Linked DNA regions of Homo sapiens: region 1 is linked to region 2. Evidence: read pairs that join two places in POLR2A ChIA-PET (ENCODE). Cell type or tissue: MCF 10A. All regions are shown on one strand. Each heading gives the region's core, and the rest is flanking DNA. Links, peaks and the distances in the headings are about the cores only. Region 1 has its middle 85 kb from the start of LINC01449. Region 2 overlaps LINC00265 (long intergenic non-protein coding RNA 265).

Region 1 (9,495 bases), core at 2,515-6,514, 1.4 Mb after region 2:
GGGGCGGCATTCAAGTTCATCCAGCACGGTCAACTGCTGCAGGACTCCAATCTGTCTTCCAAGAGCTCCTGTGCCAACAGGCCACAGAGAGCTGAGTGAGCATGCTCAGTATCTCTGCATCCATTTGTAAAGCTGTTTTGTAATCTACAAGATTCCATGGGAAAGCCGGAGGGACTGACTTGGTCTGCAACACCTTCACAAGATGTCATGCCATGAGAACTCTTAGATGAAAGCTACTCCAGTGTTTTCCAGAAAGGTTTCCACATAAGGTTACTCCAAGTTCAGGGCTGACTTTGGTGTATTGTAAACCCAGAGGGTGAATTTGGTGGATTTAAGATTTCATCTTAAATGGTGAAATTAGACATGCAATAGTACATTTCTTTTTACTGTAACTGTCCCTTCAAAATGTTTTAGTATCGGCCAGGCATGGTGGCTCACTCATGTAATCCCAGTACTTTGGGAGGCCGAAGCAGGCAGATTGCCTGAGGTCAGGAGTTTGAAACCAACCAGGCCAACACGGCAAAATCCCATCTCTACTAAAAATACAAAAAATTAGCTGGGCATGGTGACAGGTGCCTGTAGTCCCAGCTACTTAGGAGGCTGAGGCAGGAGAATCGCTTGAACCCAGGGAGCGAAGTTGCAGTGAGCTGAGATCCCGCCATTGCACTCCAGCCTGGGCAACAGAGCAAGACTCCATCTCAAAAAAAAAAATTTAATATCACCTATGTTTTATGGCTATCAAACTACTCTCAGTTAGAAGAAGTTTATCATTGTAAATTTGCCAGTCACTTTGGTGTTTTGATAACTTTGTTGTCTGAGTACTTTTTCCTCCTTCCCTTCCTTCCTTCTTTTCTTTCTTTTTTTCTTTAGATTCACAGTATAAAATTCTTCTATTTAAAGATAATAAAACTAGAATATTAAAACTAAGACATAAATGTAGACTTCCGGTTCAAAATAATAATTTGATGCCAGACATTTAATATTCTGTTCTTTAATGTCTCCCTTGAAATTAAGAAAGAAATAGAAGAAAAATAAAGAAAGATCTGAATGAGCACACAAAAGCACACAGGAAGTATACTCACTATTTACTGAAGAGAAATTTGGAGGCAATTCAGGAATGTGGAACCCAGGTGAGACCTAATTTAAGTGAAAATCAACCAGCCTGATATTCTCTTTTTTTTTTTTTTTTTTTTTTTTGTGAAAGAAGTCTATGTTGGACCTAAAAGGACAGAAGTCCACAGATACTCCTAGGATAAGAAAAGGGCAGGATCTGGAGGTAATTGTAGGCTAGGAGAGCCCAGAAAGGGAACTTCTCACTTTATGATTGTAGTACTTAGAACCCTGGGCCCCGAACCTCATCCTGCCCTAAACTTTGTCCAGATGGTGTCCTAACTAAACAAGGACAGTGAGCTCTATCTGAAAGCAGTTGTTTATAATTAGAGGAAGGGAGCTAGCTAGCTTTGAGCTACTGCAAACAATGTGCTTATAAAAATTTAGGGTAATCTTTCCTTTAGCCAGAACTTTGAGTAGTGGCAAGCTCGCTCTTTTCCTTCCTTCCTTCCTTCTTTTCTCTCTTTCTTTCTCCTTCCTTCCTTCGTTCCTCTCCTCCCTCCCTCCTCCCATCCCCTCCTCTCCCTCCCTCTCTCTTTTCTTTCTCTCTTTCTTTCTTTCTTCCTTCCTCCCTCCCCTCCCCTCCCCCTTCCTCCCCTCCCCCTTCCTCCCCTCCCCCTTCCTCCCCTCCCCTCCCCCTTTCCTCCCCTCCCCTCCCTTTCTCTTTCTTTCTCTCTCTTTCTTTCTTTTTCTTTCTTTCTTTTCTTTCCCCTTCCTTCCTTCCTCCCCTCCCCTCATTTCTTTCTTTCTTTCTCTCTCCTTCCTTCCTTCCTCCTCTCCCCTCCTTCCTTCCTTCCTTCCTTCCTTCCTTTCTTTCTTTCTTTCTTTCTTTCTTTCTTTCTTTCTTCCTTTCTTTCTTTCTTTCTCTCTCTCTCTCCCTCCCTCCCTCCCTCCCTTCCTTCCTCCCTCCCTTCCTTCCTCCTTTCCCCTTCTCCTTCCTTCCTTCCTTCCTTCCTTCCTTCCTTCCTTCCTTCTTTCTGTCTTCCTTCGAGTCTCGCTCACTGTAGCCGCAACCTCCTGAGCTCAAGTGATCTTCCTGCCTCAGCCTCCAGCATAACTGGGACCACAGATATGCACCACCACACCCAGCTATTCATTTTGTGTTTTCAGACAGAGTCTTACTATGTTGCCCAGGCTGCTCTTAAACTCCTGACTTTGAGTGATCCTCCCACCTTAGTCTCTCAAAGTGCTGGGATTACAGGTGTGAGTCCCCACACCTGGCCAGCTCTGCTTTTCATTTGATGAGGAAGGTCCGTTGAGTGAAGTAGGAACTTGCTACATGAACTGTTCATTGAGGCCGTCACACTGATTAGCAAGGTGGGTGGTGCCCACTTACTTCCGGGCTCCTAGCGTAACAGTGGCAGTGGCCCCTTCTGGTTATGGTTCTCTCAATACTAACCACAAATGGAAAATGAATTGAGAATAAACTAGAACTATTAAAAGTAACCCCCCTCTGCTTTTATTTGGGACTACACAGAGCCAGTTTCTAGTACAACTTATTTTAACTGACAGAACTACGCAAGCATTGGCCTGTTAAGGATGAGTAAACTTCAAGGACAAAAACATCATTGTTATGAAAACATTTATTAGTTCCGCTCACAGGCACCAATCTAAGGAATTTAGAGTAAATAACCTCTCAGCAAATAAACTTACTGAAATAGTAACAGGAAAATGGTTCTAAAATATATACCAAATCATTTTCTTAATTGATGGCTAACTATATCAATTAAATAAAATAAAACTTGCTTTTAGATTTTTTAATTCCCCAAATTAAAATGCCATGAGGCAGTGAAGAGTAGAATTGATACTTCAGGAAAATAAATTAATTAAATGCAAGTCCAGCCATCAAAAATTTTCTGTAACTTAGAGGAAAAGTATAAGTATGGCCTAGAAAATATAAGAGACAGGAGAAAATACCCGGGAGAAAAACATATTTGTAATAGAAATTCATATTATTCACAGGGCACTTGAAAAAGAAGCAAAAATTATTAAATCATTGATACAAATTTTCTTAGTTGAAAACTTGATTTTGGGGATATACCAGAAGAAAAACAATGAAGGGGATTGGACATAAACACATTTGGGTGAAGCATTTTAATTTATGATAGTGTAAAAAAGTCTGTAAGTATACAACAAGGAAAAAAGCTACTCAACAAAAGGAGGAAAATGTGAGGTTAGAATTAGACATCTCAGCTACAATAAATGCCCTTAGATAGTAGGAGTCATGCTTGCAGTTTTCTGTGAAAAGAAATATTCTGAACCTAGAATTCGGCACCTGAAACTCTCATGCACGCATGAAAGTAACAGAAACGCAGCCTCAGTCATGACTTTACAAAGTAATGCATTTCTGCTAAGTGATTACAAGCCAAATGCTCCAAAATTAGTAATTAGCTTTCTTATACACCAGGAATAGCCAGTTGAAAACTGTAATACAAAAAAAAGATATTTTTATTAGGCAATCAAAGTATAAAACAAAATATCTAGGAATATAATGAGAAGTATACACAATATGGTAATGTCCTCTTTTCAGTAAATACTTAATGTTCACCAAGTTCCCAACATTGGGAACATAAAACTGAGTGACACAAAAGAAAATCTGAGTAAACGAACACAGTGCTCCTAAATGGGAAAATTAACAGTGAAAAATATCAGTTCTCCCTCAAATCTATCAGCCTGTTTATCTATCTGTCCCTATGTATGTATGTATGTATGTATGTATGTATGTATGTATGCATGTATCTATCTATCTATCTATCTATCTATCTATCTATCTATCTATCTACCTCTATCCATCTATCTATCTATCTATATTAGCTAAACTCAAACATTGATTATTTTAGAGTTGAGGAAGAGATTTAGAGAGATATTTATGTATAAGAATAAGTGAGACTGTAGCCGGGAAATATTTCGAAAAAAATTAAGACTGATTTTGGAGGGAGAGCACAGAATAATTTTTTTAAATGGCAGAACGTTTATAATTAAAATATTCTAGTGTTGATATGGGCCCAGTACAAAAGAATCATAGTATACAATAAAGTTCAGAAAAAGTATGTGTGTGTGTGTGTGTGTGTGTGTGTGTGTGTGTCGGTATTATTTCAGTATTTGATTCGAGTGTCCTTTCAAATTACTTCGGACAAATATATTATTTATGTTAATGATGTTAAAGTTTGACTACCTGGTTTAGAAAAATAATATCAAAATGGCCAAAAAATATTGGTGAATGTTTCTTTAATCCCTGAGGAGAGAATTCTTTAACAAAACCGTAAAGTTGAAAACCATAAAGGAAAAGACTGATGGATTAAACATCCACGATGGTGACATCTAAGTGTCCAACTACTGCCAACCTCCTCTTTCCATAGGATAGAGTTATTACTGGGAAACAGCTGTCCAACCAGCTACCTTTTAAAAATCTTGCATCTACATGAGGCCACATGAGTATTGCCAGGGCCATGGTGATTATGAAGTGTTTGCCGACCGGATGATAGATATCAGGCCCTGGTGATGTTACAACATGAAAAGACCTAGGTTATAAATCACAGCATGCAAGAAAGCTGCCCACTGACCAGGAAATTGTGACATAGCCACACAATGGAATCCAATTCATCAACAGAATAGCATGAATATTTACCGTGTGGTTATTTGTATTGCTAGGTCATTATACATATGCATCAGTGCAAAAAACAAATTGATATATATCTATAGCCAAACAATAATGAGCCTTTTATATAGAAACTCCTAGGCTAGAAGGAAAGATTAAGACAGAACCCAAAGTACTGCCCACATCTATTTACTGCAAATGATTTTATTCCAAAACACACTCTTACTGTCGTATAAGCAAAGGCCAATTGGTTAGACCCTGATAAGGGGACCAAAGTGAAGGTCTGTGTTCCCTTTGTGACCCAGTTAGCTTTGATCTCATTCACACATCTGGCAAATGGAGATGCTAAACCTGTAGGGTTTATGTGAGGACCAGAAATAACGTTTATGAAATAACTGACACATAATAGACAGTATATAAAGACAGATAAAATTATTGTCATTATTATTAGCAGTGGTGTTATGACAACACTTTCTTGCTAGTGGCTTTAAAAATACTTTTTGATAGAGAGGGTGTATGCACAAGTCATCCTTTCTCAGGACATGAGGCTTAAGTTGGGTATGGAAAAAGAAAGAATACTAATAAAATGGGTTACAGTGACTTTTGGTTGAGCCTTATTTATTTTCTTAGATCTGTTTGAACAGACAGTTGTCATGTGGTTCACTCTGCTTTATGACGGAGGAAGAAGCAGCCATCTTCTTTCAAAGGTGCTGCTATGTTTCAGAGTGGTTTGACTCACACCTATAGCTCAGAAAAGAAGGAAATGATTGTAGTGAGAGGGATTGGAAATGGATGCTAACAAGCAAAGGACTAAAGTCAGGGTCAAAGTCACTTCTTGCTATAAAATTATCTCAGTGTTATTCTCTTTAACAAATGGTTTTATTTTCACTCCCCTCAAACAGCTATGATCATTATTCTGGCAACACTCGGTTCCATTTCAACATTAGTGGACATACCAGGTTGTGGCCATCTTTGGAATAACCCTGCACGCATGAACTCCTCTTTTGTTATTCCTTGTCTTTGTGACTATGCTAGCCATTCACCTACTCCTCACAACAGAAAATATGGGAGTCAACCTTGCTTCGTTTTATTTCAACACACACACACATACACACACACACACACACACGCAGTAAATCACCTAAGTTCATCATCCCACAGTCTCCCCATGCCTACTGCCAGTCTCCAACTCTAGGCCACTCTCATCTCTGTCCTTGATAACTCTTCTTCCTCCCAGGCTGTCCTCACTCAAGTCCATCCTCCATAATGCAGCCAAAGTATTCTTTTGAAAATGCAACTCTGATCAAGTCATTTCCCTGTCTAAACTATGAACTGGTTTTCCGTGTCCGGCGTTGAAAAATCTCACCATACTCAAAATCTTGCTGGCTTTCCTCTCTGACTCACCCTTCACCTTCCTCCCTTACACTGGGCCCCACCCTTATTTAAGTATTTCCTGTCACTTGAAGATGTTGGCTCCCCTTCGCCTCTGGGCCTTTCCACATGCTATTACCCCTACCTGGAACACACTATTGTGACAGCTACAGATTGGCACTTGGGTCACAGACCTCAATACAGATGTGTTTTAGGTTATTTTAGCTGTAACGCCAAGAAATACCAAGAAACACACGTTTAGGCTTAACCCAAATAAATATGAATACTTTCTTTTTCTTTCTTTCTTTTTTTTTTTTTAATGAGACAGAGTCTCGCTCTGTCGCCCAGGCTGGAGTGCAGTGGTCTGATCTCAGTTCACTGCAAGCTCCGCCTCCCGGGTTGACGCCATTCTCCTGCCTCAGCCTCCTGAGTAGCTGGGACTACAGGCGCCCGCCACCACGCCCGGCTATTTTTTTGTATTTTTAGTAGAGACGGGGTTTCGCTGTGTTAGCCAGGGTGGTCTCGATCTCCTGACCTCGTGATCCGCCCACCTCGGCCTCCCAAAGTGCTGGGATTACAGGCTTGAGCCACCGAGCCAGCCAATATGCTTATTTTCTTGACAGCTTCCTCACCCCTTAAGGAGGCATTCACTGGAGTCAGAAGGCGTGGCCGAAAGAAGAAACTCTGCGCTTCCCTTCCTGCCCCCATCAGGCGTAGCTGTCATTCCTATTGGTCCCCACCAAGGTGTGCCCAGCTGGCTTACATGTCTCATTCAGCCTCATTCATTAATCATACGCATCCAAAATTCAAACCAACACTTACAGTATTACACCAAACACTTGTTTTTTTAGTTCCATAAATTTGTGCTATTGCAGCCAATCATCCCACAACCATATAAAAGGAGTCTTAGCACGTGGTTAATAAGAGTTAAGGAAGCCAGGTTCCAGAAGGAATTTCTCAGGATTCCCTCTGATTCAGCATTCTTCATTCCTCCATTCTTGACCTGGCTATGCCTTACACACCCCTGGGCTCTTAGTTTTAAAGCTCTTTTCTGCTCCCCACTGTGGTCGTGTTAGGTTCCCCTACCAAGAGTTGCAAAATCCCTTGTTTCCCAGTAATGTTCTCTGCTAATACTCTGTTTCTTGACTGTGCTCTGAGCTTCCGAAAGGCAAAGAGTGTATTTGTCAAGGTCCCCATTGTATCTACAGAGCCTGGCATGTGGTGACTGCACAATAAATATTGCTGAACAAATAAATAAAATAAATCGTGGCAAGAATAGAGATTGCATTAAAAGTTTATCTCCCCTTTTCCCCTTTATCCCCAGGAGACCCCATCCTCCAGAATTCAAAGAAGAAAGTTGAACCCTTCTCACATTAAGCCTATCTGAAAAGCTGCTTTTAGAAACTCCAGTGCACACTCACACACCATTATATGTTATTTCAGGCTGGTGTAATAATAAAACTGTCAATCCTATGAATAAGAACTGTTTCTTTACTTGGATTCTTGCTCATGTTCGTGTATATTTATGTATTACTAGAAAAGCAGCATTCTTAAGATTCTTAGATTGTTTTGATAAGATATGACTCTACTTTTCCCAGCCTTTCTTATTATAAGAATCTTTAACAAGCTCTTTAAACAGTTCACACATGCTACCTTACATTTTTATGTGATGTAACGTATAGTGAAAATTTTTTAAAAAGATTTTCTTAATATAATGTTTAAATAATAAAATTATTTCTTGTCTAATGATATTTGTGCAAGTAGACTAGTTTTTTTATGCATAGAAGACACACCATTTCTTTAGTTTCGTTGAGGAATAATTATCAATCATTATTATTTATAAGACAAGGCTGTTCTTTTTTAAAAAAAATCTTTAATTTAAAATACCTCTGTATTTAAGAGTGTTAACTACAAGAGCCTTTTCTATTGTCGTTCTTAGAAAAAAAAAGGTTCTGATGTTTGCTAGTCTAATAATTTATTTAATGCCTAAATTCATGTGACCTGAAAAAAAAAGTTTAAAACATTAAGTGAAGATGTGTGGTTCTATGGAGGGCAAAAGTCTTGTGTATAAGACCACAGGTAGCAGCCAGCTCCCTCAGTGGCCATCTCTATCAGCCTTGAGACCACCTCTCCTTACTGATCTTAGCTAGAAAACAGGCAAAAGGTAGCAGCTTCTAGTGACCATTCCAGGCTGCTTACAAACAGGGTGATTCTGGGGGAAAGCAGAACTGGGTGCTTTCCATCTCCATTGAAAAATGAAAAAAACAGAAAAAAATGGACAAAATGAAGAAAGAATATAGAGAATTTCAAACAACTGGCTTAGTCTTGGGCCTTCTTTCCCTGCCCACCCCACACCACCATCTTTTGCATGCCCTTCTCACCCTGCCCTGTTGTCAACCTTGAGCTGTCTTGGAAGCAAAGTCCAAGGGGACAATGGAGCATGCAGGCAAGTTCCATATCACCCCATTTGCCTAGAGCATTTGGTTGCCCCATGAACACAGAATTCCAGTGGACCCACAATGTGTGGGAGTTCAGTGAGGCTCATGGCGAGTACAAGGGAAATGTGTCATGTTTATGACTAAGTGGTCATGCTTCCTGTTCAAACAAGAAAGAAGGCAACAGCATTCTAAGAAACACAAACAACCAAGGGATCTTAAAGTATCCTTTCTCACTCCTGTCACTTCCTTGTAATAACCAACCAATTACATGGAAAACGATGACATTGAAGGAAAGGGAAAAATAGGGAAACCTACAGATCTTTTTTCTTTCTGTTTTTAGAAAGCACATCAACAAGCCAAATGTAGAAAGCATCGGTAAAATGTGCAAATATAAAGAAATAAAAAAGAGTTGAGTTAGTGTTGTGTGGCGTTCACACTGTTCTGGTGAGAATGAAATACATATGCGCATACAAGGTACAGAACGTGAATTTATGAATTGTGTAATTTTGGTGATTCGGCAGAAGAGTTACATGTTCTTATATTTGCCTCTAAAACTTGCACTGAACAATGGTACAATTCATGCTCATAATTAAAACTTTTAATTTTTCTTTACTTTAGAACTACATTAAATAGCAAATAAATAACAACATGGCAAGTCAAGAGAGATCATGGAAAAAAGGAAAAGGCTTCATATTTAGTATCTTTAATGGCATATTTTCTGTTTTTGTTTTTGTTTTTTCTTTTTTTGAGCAAGAGTCCTGCATTTTCATTTTGCCTTGAGTCCTGCAATCATGTAGCTGGCCCTGCTTCCAAGAAAAGAGGAAGGAAGAGCCAGTGCTTCACTATGGTAGGCCCTGAAGTGGGATCCAGCTCTCTGGCTTTGCTATGGCTTCAGCCTTCCTGATGTGACTTCCCTTTCCTGTCTCCTTCCCTTGTGACTGTGACTTCTCAGCAGCTCCTGAGCTCTCTGCCTCTTGG
Region 2 (9,495 bases), core at 3,098-7,097:
TATTTGAGGGGTTTCGATGCCTCCTTAAATGTCTTCACTTCTTGTGATTTTACTATTCCACTCTCTAAAAAACAACAACAATTAATAAATATATATACGTTTAATTCTTAGTTTTAATTTAATTTTTTTTTTTTTTGAGACAGAGTCTCCCTCGGTTGCTCAGGCTAGAATGCAGTGGTGTGATCTCAGCTCACTGCAACCTCCGCCTCCCAGCATGCACCACCACGCCCAGCTAGTTTTTTTGTGTGTTTTTCATAGAGATGGGGTTTCAGCATGTTGGCCAGGCTGGTCTCCAACTCCTGATCTCAGGTGATCCACCTGCCTCAGCCTCCCAAAGTGCTGAGATTACAGGCATGAGCCACTGTGCCTGGCCTTAGTTTTAATTTTTAATACAGTAAATATCAACATATATATCTCACATAAACAAAAACATTTTGGGGCCGTGTGTGTGTGTGTGTGTGTGTGTGTGTGTGTGTGTGTGTGTCTGTGTGTGTATGTGTGTATTTTTTTTAACTCTAGGTGCTAACCTTAAATAATTCTCCTCTGGGCCAGATGTGGTGGCTCATGCCTGTAATTCCAACACTTTGGGAGGGTGAAGCAAGAGGATCATTGGAGGCCAGGAGCTTGAGACCTGCCTGGGCAAGACCCAGTTTCCGCACACACAAAAAAGAAAAAATTAGCCAGGCATGGTGGCAAGCACCTGTGGTCCCAGCTATTTGAGAGGCTGAAGTGGGAGGATCACTTGAGCACAGGACATGGAGGCTACAGTGAGCTATGATCACACCACTGCACTCCAGCCTGGGTGACAGAGTGAGACCCGGTCTCTAAAAACAATAACAATAATAGTCCTCTGTATATTTTAAGAGAACAAAGGATTCTAAGACCAAAGAGTTTGCGAATCACTGACTTATATATTTATAAAATGGAAACAAAAGTCTCACACTACAATAGTCATCCTTACATCATACAATGCACCCTGAGGCTTTCCTTTCTATTCCATTTTATTTCATCCTTTTAAAAGTACTGATGCTGGCCAAGAAAAGTTCATTTGCGATAGCTTAAAAAGCATTCAACCAAAGTATGGGAACAGTATGTAATTTTCTGGGGTCCACTTTTTATTTAAGTTAAATGTTGTTATTTAAATTTAAAAAGTGCCTAAGGCCACATTAGCCTTAGGATCATGTTCTTTCTTCTAAACAGAGCTGAATTTACCATGCAGTTAGTGAAGCTCAGGTTCAAGGCTCCTGACTTTCACAGGCCCCTCCTGGACCCTCTACCTATTTTTTACCTATAATTTGGCATTCTTTTCTAAAAGATCTGTATCTGTAATCTGTATAAACTTCAGGCCCCACAAAACCCAGATCCACACTTGCTACTAAACTATATTTTTTTCTGTATATAAGCTGGAATGTATTAAAATAACGTAGTTTTTGCTTGCTTTTCTAATTAGAAACAATGATAGTTAATAGTCAATTTTTCTAATTGAAAAAGAGCTGCTGGTTTGCATTAAGTCTCTTTGGTTGAGGAAAGAAACCCACATGAGTTAGTTATATTTCAAGGAAAAGGGAGCTGACTTTAAGGACACATGTGCACTGGAACTACAGAATCATCCAGAACCAGTCTGTTCCTTTCCCCCAGTGGTCACAGGCTCTCTTGCTCACAGCCTCTCTGCTGCTTTCTTGTGAATCTGTCCATTCTGTCCTCCTCCCTTTATGGCTAAGCCTCTTCATACTCATGAGTTGCACATGGCCCACAGGAGACTTTTGCTAGCTCTAATGGTGAATTAGCCCAGTCTCCCTCTATTTCCTAACTATCAGTTCCTCAATGAGGAATCTGATTGGCCCAGCTCAGGTTTCTAAGACATGCCACATCATAGATTGCTGGCCAGTCTGATATAGGCCACCCTTGGATCAAGTGCCCAATAAGCCATAGCTATGGAGAACAGGGTCGTGTGGTACCAACCTTAGTCTGTAGACAGGGCCTTATCCCTTAGAAGAGACTAGTCAGCAACAAGCTCAGCAAACCATCAAACTGATCTGAATTCAAACTTTGATTTTTTGCTCCATATATTTAGTTGGATTTAATATTAATTAATTTATTTTTTCAAGAACCAGAGTCTCACTATGTTGCCCAGGCTGGAGTGCATTGGCTATTCACAGGCACCATCATAGCTCACTGCAGCCTTGAACTCCTGGACTCAAGTGATCCTCCTATCTCAGCCTCCTGAGTGGCTGGGACTACAGATGTGGGTGCCACCACATCTGGCCTGGTGGTTTCCAGGCCAGATGAGTTTTAAAAACTTATCTCTTTTTTGCTTTAATTTTGTTATTTTTTAATTAATTATTTTTTATATAGAGAGATGGGGTCTTGCTATATTGCCCAGGCTGGTCTCAAACTCCTGGGCTCAAGTGATCCTCCCACTCAGACTCCCAAAGTGCTGGGATTACAGGCATGAGCCACCACACCTGGCCAGAACCTATTTTTCCCCCTTCTTTTTCCTTTTAATATATGTAGAGATGAGGTCTTGCTATGTTACCCAGGCTGGTCTCGAACTCCTGTGCTCAAGTGATTCTCCCGCCTCCCAAAGTGCTGGGATTACAAGCATGAGCCACCATGCCCAGCTTGCCAAAACCTATTTCTTTCGGGGCATATTGGTCTTTCTACTGCTTGCCTTTCAATCACTGGAAATTTGATGCAAGTCAAGGATTTTAAAGAAATATGTGCTGCTCTGTCACTCTAAAAGAATGAATAAGAAAAAAAATCAGTAGTACCTGCAAATGGGAAGTTTTATTATGATATGTTTAGCTGCTGGAGAGCTTGAGTTTAATCTTGGCCTTTAACTTATGAGGAGGATACACAAACTCACTGTATGAGTCATTTTCAAAATGTCTCCAATTATTTTGTCCCTTTGATGACATCATAGGATTCTCTGAATGCTTGGTGTGATGTACACCACTCCGTATTATTGCTTTTTTTGTTATTGATGGCAAACATGTCACTATGACTTTTTAAAATAATCTAGAAGCAGAAGCACCACATGAAATGCATTTACAAATTTTAAGTCCTTCTGGGAAAGGCTTAGAAGTTGCAGGAAAGACTACAGGACAGGAAGAGAATTCATGCACAAGCAAGCCTAGGATGGACCTGGCACTATTATGTTTTATAGCTGATCTCAGGCAAACTTCTGAGGTATCACCCTCACTTTGAAAGTAGGCAATATAAGCTTGCTAGAGCCCACTCTTCCTCTGTAGCAGCCAACCCTGTGGGGCAGTGGCTCTTTAAAGTGTGCTTCCAGGGTCTGCAGCATCCGAACCACCTGGGAACTTATTAGGAATGCAAATTCTCTGGTTTTCCCCCAGATCTCTGGTGTTCCCCCAGATCTACTGAATCAGAAACCCTGGGGGAATGGTCTAGAAAGTTGGCTTAACAAACAAGTCGGCTTAACAAGTCCTCCAGGCTATTCTGATGCAGGCAAGGGTTTGAGTACCATTGTTTAGGGCTTGCTTTTCAAAGTGTTAGGATATGCAACATACACCCAATACTTGATGGGGATTACAAGAATCTCTAGCCTGCACCATGGAACTCTCCCACTTTCATGCCTTTATTCAGGTTATTCCTCTAACTAGAATAGTCTTTCTCCAACAGACTCACCTGTTGGTATCTTGTTCATTTTTTTCAAAGCCAAACCAGTTCAATACCTACTTCCTCTAAGATGTTTCTCCCAATCCGCCCATCTCTCTGGAACATGGTGTCTGTCTTTCAACGGGTGCTCAATATACAACAAGTTGTTAGCTAGAAAGTTAGAAGTTGGGAAGTTAGGTAAAAATCATTTGGAATGAGTGTAGTGGGCTGTCTTCCATAATGACTACTAACTGATGTTTCGGGATGGACCTTTCTTTTGTTTTCTGTCATCAAGTCATGCATGTTCCCCATCCAGGCTGGAATTGCTGCTTCTCCTGGAATGTGTTTGCTTAAGATCAAGAATCAGCAAACTATGGTCCATGGGTCAAATGCAACCCACAGGCTATTTTGTACAGCTTCTGAGCTAACAATATTTTTTACAATTTTTAATGATTGGGAAAAAAAGAAAAATAATATTTTGTGATACATGAAAATTACATGAAATTCAAATTCTACCATTCATAAAATAAGAGATCATTGGAACACAGCCACACTTATTTATGTTATCCATGGCTGGTTTCCTGCTACAAGGACGGAGTTGAGTAGCTGCAACAGAGATTGTATGGCCCACAAAGCCAAAATATTTATTGTCTGGCTTCTTACAGAAGAAGTTTGCCAACCCCTACTCTAGGTGACCTCACGTTTCACTCCCTCACTTCGTTCAGGTCTTTGATCAAATGTCACCCTGGTGGGGAGAGGTCTTCCCTGATCTTCCTACTTAAACAGAACATGTTCTCCCTAGCTGCTCTTTGCACTGTTATGTTATGTTGAGCTATTTTTCTTTGTGGCACTTATCCTAAGCTGACGTTATAGAGGTATTTGTTTATTATGAGTCTCTCCTCATAAGAGCCAGCTTCATGAGATCAGGACCTTTCTTTTGGCTCATCTCCTTTTCTTTTTTAATTTTAATGAGAACCTAGAGAAAACACTCCTTTTAAAAAATATTTTTATTTATTTATTTTTTGAAACAGGGTCTCACTCTGTCACCCAGGCTGGAGTACAATAGTGCGATCACAGCTCACTCTAGCCTTCACCTCCTGGGCTCCGGTAATCCTCCGACCTCAGCCTCCTGAGTAGCTAGGACTACAGGTGTGCATCACCATGGCCAGCTAATTTTGTATTTTTGGTAGAGACGGGTTTTTGCTATGTTGCCCAGGCTGCTCTCAAACTCCTGAGCTCAAGGGATCCATCCGACCTCCTCAGCCTCCCAAATTGCTGGGATTACAGGTGTGAGCAACCGCACCTAGCCAGTGTTTTGGCTCATTTCCACATGCTCACAGGCTCTCAATAAACATTCAAATGAATGAATGAATATTCTCTAACAAGAGTATCTCTAAGACCTTCCCTGGTGGTTAGATTATTTTACTTTGATTTTGGGAGGGACAAGGAGCTGATTGAGTGTATTATCTAGACTAAGTTACGTTAACAGAGATCATTAGACTTATTGTTTGCCTTTTACAAAATGATGGATATACATTGTGAAATATTTCTTAATTAAAAGACCTGGAGGCCAAGCATTCAGACTTGGAGGCCATAAATCAAAAATCATTCTTCTGCCAGGCAAGGTGACTCATGCCTGTAATCCCAGCACTTTGGGAGGCTGAGGCGGGTGGATCACTTGAGGTCAGCAGTTCAAGACCAGCCTGACCAACATGGTGAAACCCCATCTCTACTAAAAATACAAAAATTAGCTGGGCGTGGTGGTGGGCGCCTATAATCCCAGCTACTCAGGAGGCAGAGGGGGAGAACTGCTTGAACCTGGGAGGAGGAGGTTGCAGTAAGCCAAGATTGCGCCATTGCACTCCAACCAGGGCAACAGAGCAAGACTCTATCTCAAAAAAAAAAATTTTTTTTTTCTTCTGTTTTTCAATGACAGCATCCAGAGTTGCCAATTGGAATGCAGAAAATTGATTTTGACTGTTTGTTTTTTAAGAGAGCTTAGGGACTATTTTGTCCCATTCTGTTTTATTTCAAAATTCTTCTACATTTTAATCCAATTATATATATATAGAATGTAGGCAAAATATGTGTTCCAACACATAATTGCTATTTACTTTGGGGCAAGGAGTTTTCTGGAAAAGTAGCCAGCATCACTCAAAAGCCTCTAATGACTTTCTCATACCCTCCCATTTCAAAGTCAGATGAGTTGTTTTTAAAGGAATAATTCATCTTCCTCTCCCCCCTTTTCTTTTATAAAGACTTGTCTCTCATAGTTTGCACAAGATCTTTAAAGAAATGGGCTTGAGTTTACCTTGTGCTCAGTGAACAGAGCACCTTTACTAGGAACATGCCTTCTTTTCTCCTGCAGGCAGACAAAACAGAAGAATGTATCTGAGGGATTGGCTCTATTATCATATTAAGGAAATTTATACAAATGACTACTATCTGGAAGAATCTAAATTATAATTTTACTAAGTTATGGTAGTTCTCTCAGGAAGACTCTTCCTTTTGGGATTGTCAATATGGGGAGAATTATGACTTTTGTATTAAATCCTGAAGTATTTGCAGTGGCTCACGCCTGTAATCCTAGCATTTGGGGAGGCTGAGGTGGGCAGATCAACTGAGGTCAGGAATTGCAGACCAGCTTGGCGAACATGGCAAAACCCCATCTCTACTAAAAGTACAAGAACTAGCCGGGTGTGGTGGCGTGTGCCTGTAATCCCAGCTACTCGGGAGGCTGAGACAGGAGAATCACTTAAACCCGGGAGGTAGAGGTTGCGCTGAGCTGAGATTGCACCACTGCACTCCAGCCTGGGCAACAGAGTAAGACTCTGTCTCAAAAAATAATAATAATAAATAAATAAATTCTGAAGTATTTTTCTTGGATATCATGGTCTAAGCCCCACAAAGTGTAAGTGGCTTGGCTGAGGTTACAGCCAAGGGGTCCTTGGTGTCCGGAATTGGTGGGTTCTTGGTCTCACTGACTTCAAGAATGAAGCCACGGTCCCTGGCAGTGAGTATTACAGTTCTTAAAGGCGGCATGTCTGGAGTTTGTTCCTTCTGATGTTTGGATGTGTTTGGAGTTTCTTCCTTCTGGTGGGTTCGTGGTCTCGAGTGAAGCTGCAGACCTTCGCAGTGAGTGTTATAGCTCACAAAGGCAGTATGGACCCAAAGAGTGAGCAGCAGCAAGATTTATTGCAAAGAGCGAAAAAACAAAGCTTCCACAGCGTAAAAGAGGACCCAAGCGGGTTGCCATCACTGGCTCCAGCAGCCTGCTTTTATTCTCTTATCTGGCCCCACCCACATGCTGCTGATTGGTCCATTTTACAGAGAGCCGATTGGTCTGTTTTACAGAAAGCTGATTTGTCTGTTTTGACAGGGTGCTGATTGGTGCGTTTACAATCCCTGAGCTAGACACAAAAGTTCTCCATGTCCCCACTAGATTAACTAGATAGAGTGTCAATTGGTGTATTTACAAACCCTGAGCTAGACACAGAGTGCTGATTGGTACATTTACAAACCTTGAGCTAGATACAGAGTGCCAATTGGTGCATTCACAATCCCTTAGCTAGACATAAAAATTCTCCAAGTCCCCACCAGGTTAGCTAGATAGAGTGCCCATTGGTGCATCCACAAACCCGGAACTAAACACAGGGTGCTGATTGGTGTGTTCACAAACCTTGAACTAGACACAGAGTGCTGATTGATGCACTCACAATCCCTTAACTAGACACAAAGGTTCTCCAAGTCCCCACTAGACTCAAGAGCCCAACTGGCCTCACCCAGTGGATCTCGCACCTGGGCCGCAGGTGGAGCTGCCAGCCAGTCCCGGGCCGTGTGCCCGCACTCCTTAGCCCTTGGGTGGTCGATGGGACCGGACGCCATGGAGCAGGGGGCAGTGCTCATCAGGGAGGCTCAGGCTGCCCAGGAGCCCACGGCGGTGTTGGGGGAGACTCAGACATGGCAGGCTGCAGGTCCCGCGGGGAGGCAGCTAAGGCCCAGCGAGAAATCAAGTGCAGCGCCGGTGGGCCAGCACTGCTGGGGCACCCGGCGCACCCTCCACAGCTGCTGGCCTGGCTGCTAAGCCCCTCACTGCCTGGGCCGGCAGGGCCGGCCCGCCGCTCCGAGTGCGGGGCCCGCCAAGCCCACGCCCACCTGGAACTCTAGCTGGCCTGCAAGCCCCGGGCGCAGCCCCGGTTCCTACCCGTGCCTCTCCTTCCACACATCTCCGCAAGCCGAGGGAGTCGGCTCCGGCCTTGGCCAGCCCAGAGAAGTGCTCCCACGGTGCAGCAGGGGGCTGAAGGGCTTCTCAAGCACGCCAGAATGGGCCCCGAGGCGGAGGAGGCACCGAGAGCGAGCGAGGGCTGCCAGCATGCTGTCACCTCTCACTGCCTCCACCACCAATGCTCATTCCACCTCCCCTTGTACTTCAATACCTCCCTGCGCTTTCCCAGTTTCAACTCACAGAAGGGAAAGCTGCCGGCAGGCCAGCACTGGGGCTCTTTTTGTTTAATATTTGCCTAGTTGTTGAGTAAGGATGGAGACAGACTTAAATCATTAAGTGGGATTTCTATTTTTAGACATTTCTCATTCTGCTGAATAGAAAATTTAAAAAGAGTGCATTCCTGCCTCAAGGAATGGTAGGACTTTTTGAGGCTTAATGACTAAGGGAAACAAACGTGTGCTTCAAAGTACACTGAGCACTTAGGTTCAGTGAATGCTTTCTCAAATACACTTTGGATCTAATATAAGAACTCAGTTTGTCCTGGTGCAGACTTATCTGGGAGCATTAATACTCCTGGGCTTAAACAAACTGCCCCAGAACACAGTGCTGAGAGCAGGAGACCCTGACTGGCCTCAAATCTGTTAAGATGGCAATCAATCATTTAGAAGCTTTACAACCAGGAGAAAAACGAGCGTGAGAGGAAATGTGAAACGATGACACATCATCACTCTCCACTAGAGCCCTCCAGTTTCTGAGAAAGATGGAAACTCTCTCATTGGAAAAGGCAGAAAAATAAACATGCTAACAATGAAAATTCTTAAGATTTTTTTAAAAAGAGAAACTGAGAGGAAAAATCATATCTAAGTTCTTCTAGAAAGATCACAATTTCACAAAACCTATTGTTTGGAACAAAAACCTGGGTTTAAGTTTATTTTATTTAGCTGAGCACATTTAGTAGAATTATTTCAAGTGTCTGCCTTAGTACAGACTTTTCAGAAGTGGGATAAATGTACAGTTTCCTGCTACCTAGAGCTGCTGTGAGAATTAACTAAATTAAAAACCAAAAAATGACAGGCAGTAGATAGACTGAAATCTTTCTCTTAAGAGTTGTGCTATGGCTGAGTGCAGTGGGTCATGCCTATAATTTCAGCACTTTGGGAGGCCGAGGTGGGAGGATCACTTGAGCCCAGCAGTTCAAGACCAGCCAGAGCAACATGGCAAAACCCCAACTCTACAAAAAATACAAAAAAATTAGCTGGGCATGCTGGTGCATGCTTGTAGTCCCAGCTACTAGGGAGGCTGAGGTGGGAGGATCATGTGAACCTGGGGAAGTTGAGGCTACAGTGAGCCATGATCTCACCACTGCACTCCAGCCTGCTGGGCAACAGAGTGAGACCCTGCTTCAAAAGAAAAAAAAAAAGTCGTGCTATGAATTAAAAAAAAAAGAAACTAAAATATTTACTGCATGAAAATGAAAGAATTAGATTGGACTCTACCTGTGCTCTAGTTCCAATTTCACTGTCTCTCTTTAGCCAAGTATCAGAGGCATCTGTTGTTTTGTTGTATAGATGCAAGTTGGGCATCCATGAACCAGCTTATTGGATATTGGTGGTGGTGGTTTTCACTCAGCTCTATTCTGTAGAAATAGT

Evidence for each region. ChIA-PET counts read pairs that join two places held together with the same protein. Peaks named below come from ENCODE experiments on the same cell type or tissue, not always from the same donor. Only the 100,000 strongest peaks of a DNase experiment are listed, where the experiment ranks them.
Region 1: POLR2A ChIA-PET joins it to region 2 with 5 read pairs; 1 of 35 experiments calls an interaction of 5 or more read pairs at or near these places.

What each region holds. Positions count from the first base shown.
Region 1 is chr7:41,181,413-41,190,907 of GRCh38, forward strand. No RefSeq gene overlaps it. Among named protein-coding and RNA genes, the nearest start is that of LINC01449, 85 kb to the left of the region's middle. In MCF 10A, for the core only: no CTCF peak of the experiment used is centred there; DNase peaks (open chromatin) are centred at 4,609 and 6,109.
Region 2 is chr7:39,746,484-39,755,978 of GRCh38, forward strand. All of the region lies in intron 1 of LINC00265 (long intergenic non-protein coding RNA 265), which reads left to right. Among named protein-coding and RNA genes, the nearest start is that of LINC00265, 18 kb to the left of the region's middle. RefSeq lists enhancers at 3,226-4,063, 7,670-8,337. In MCF 10A, for the core only: no CTCF peak of the experiment used is centred there; a DNase peak (open chromatin) is centred at 5,205.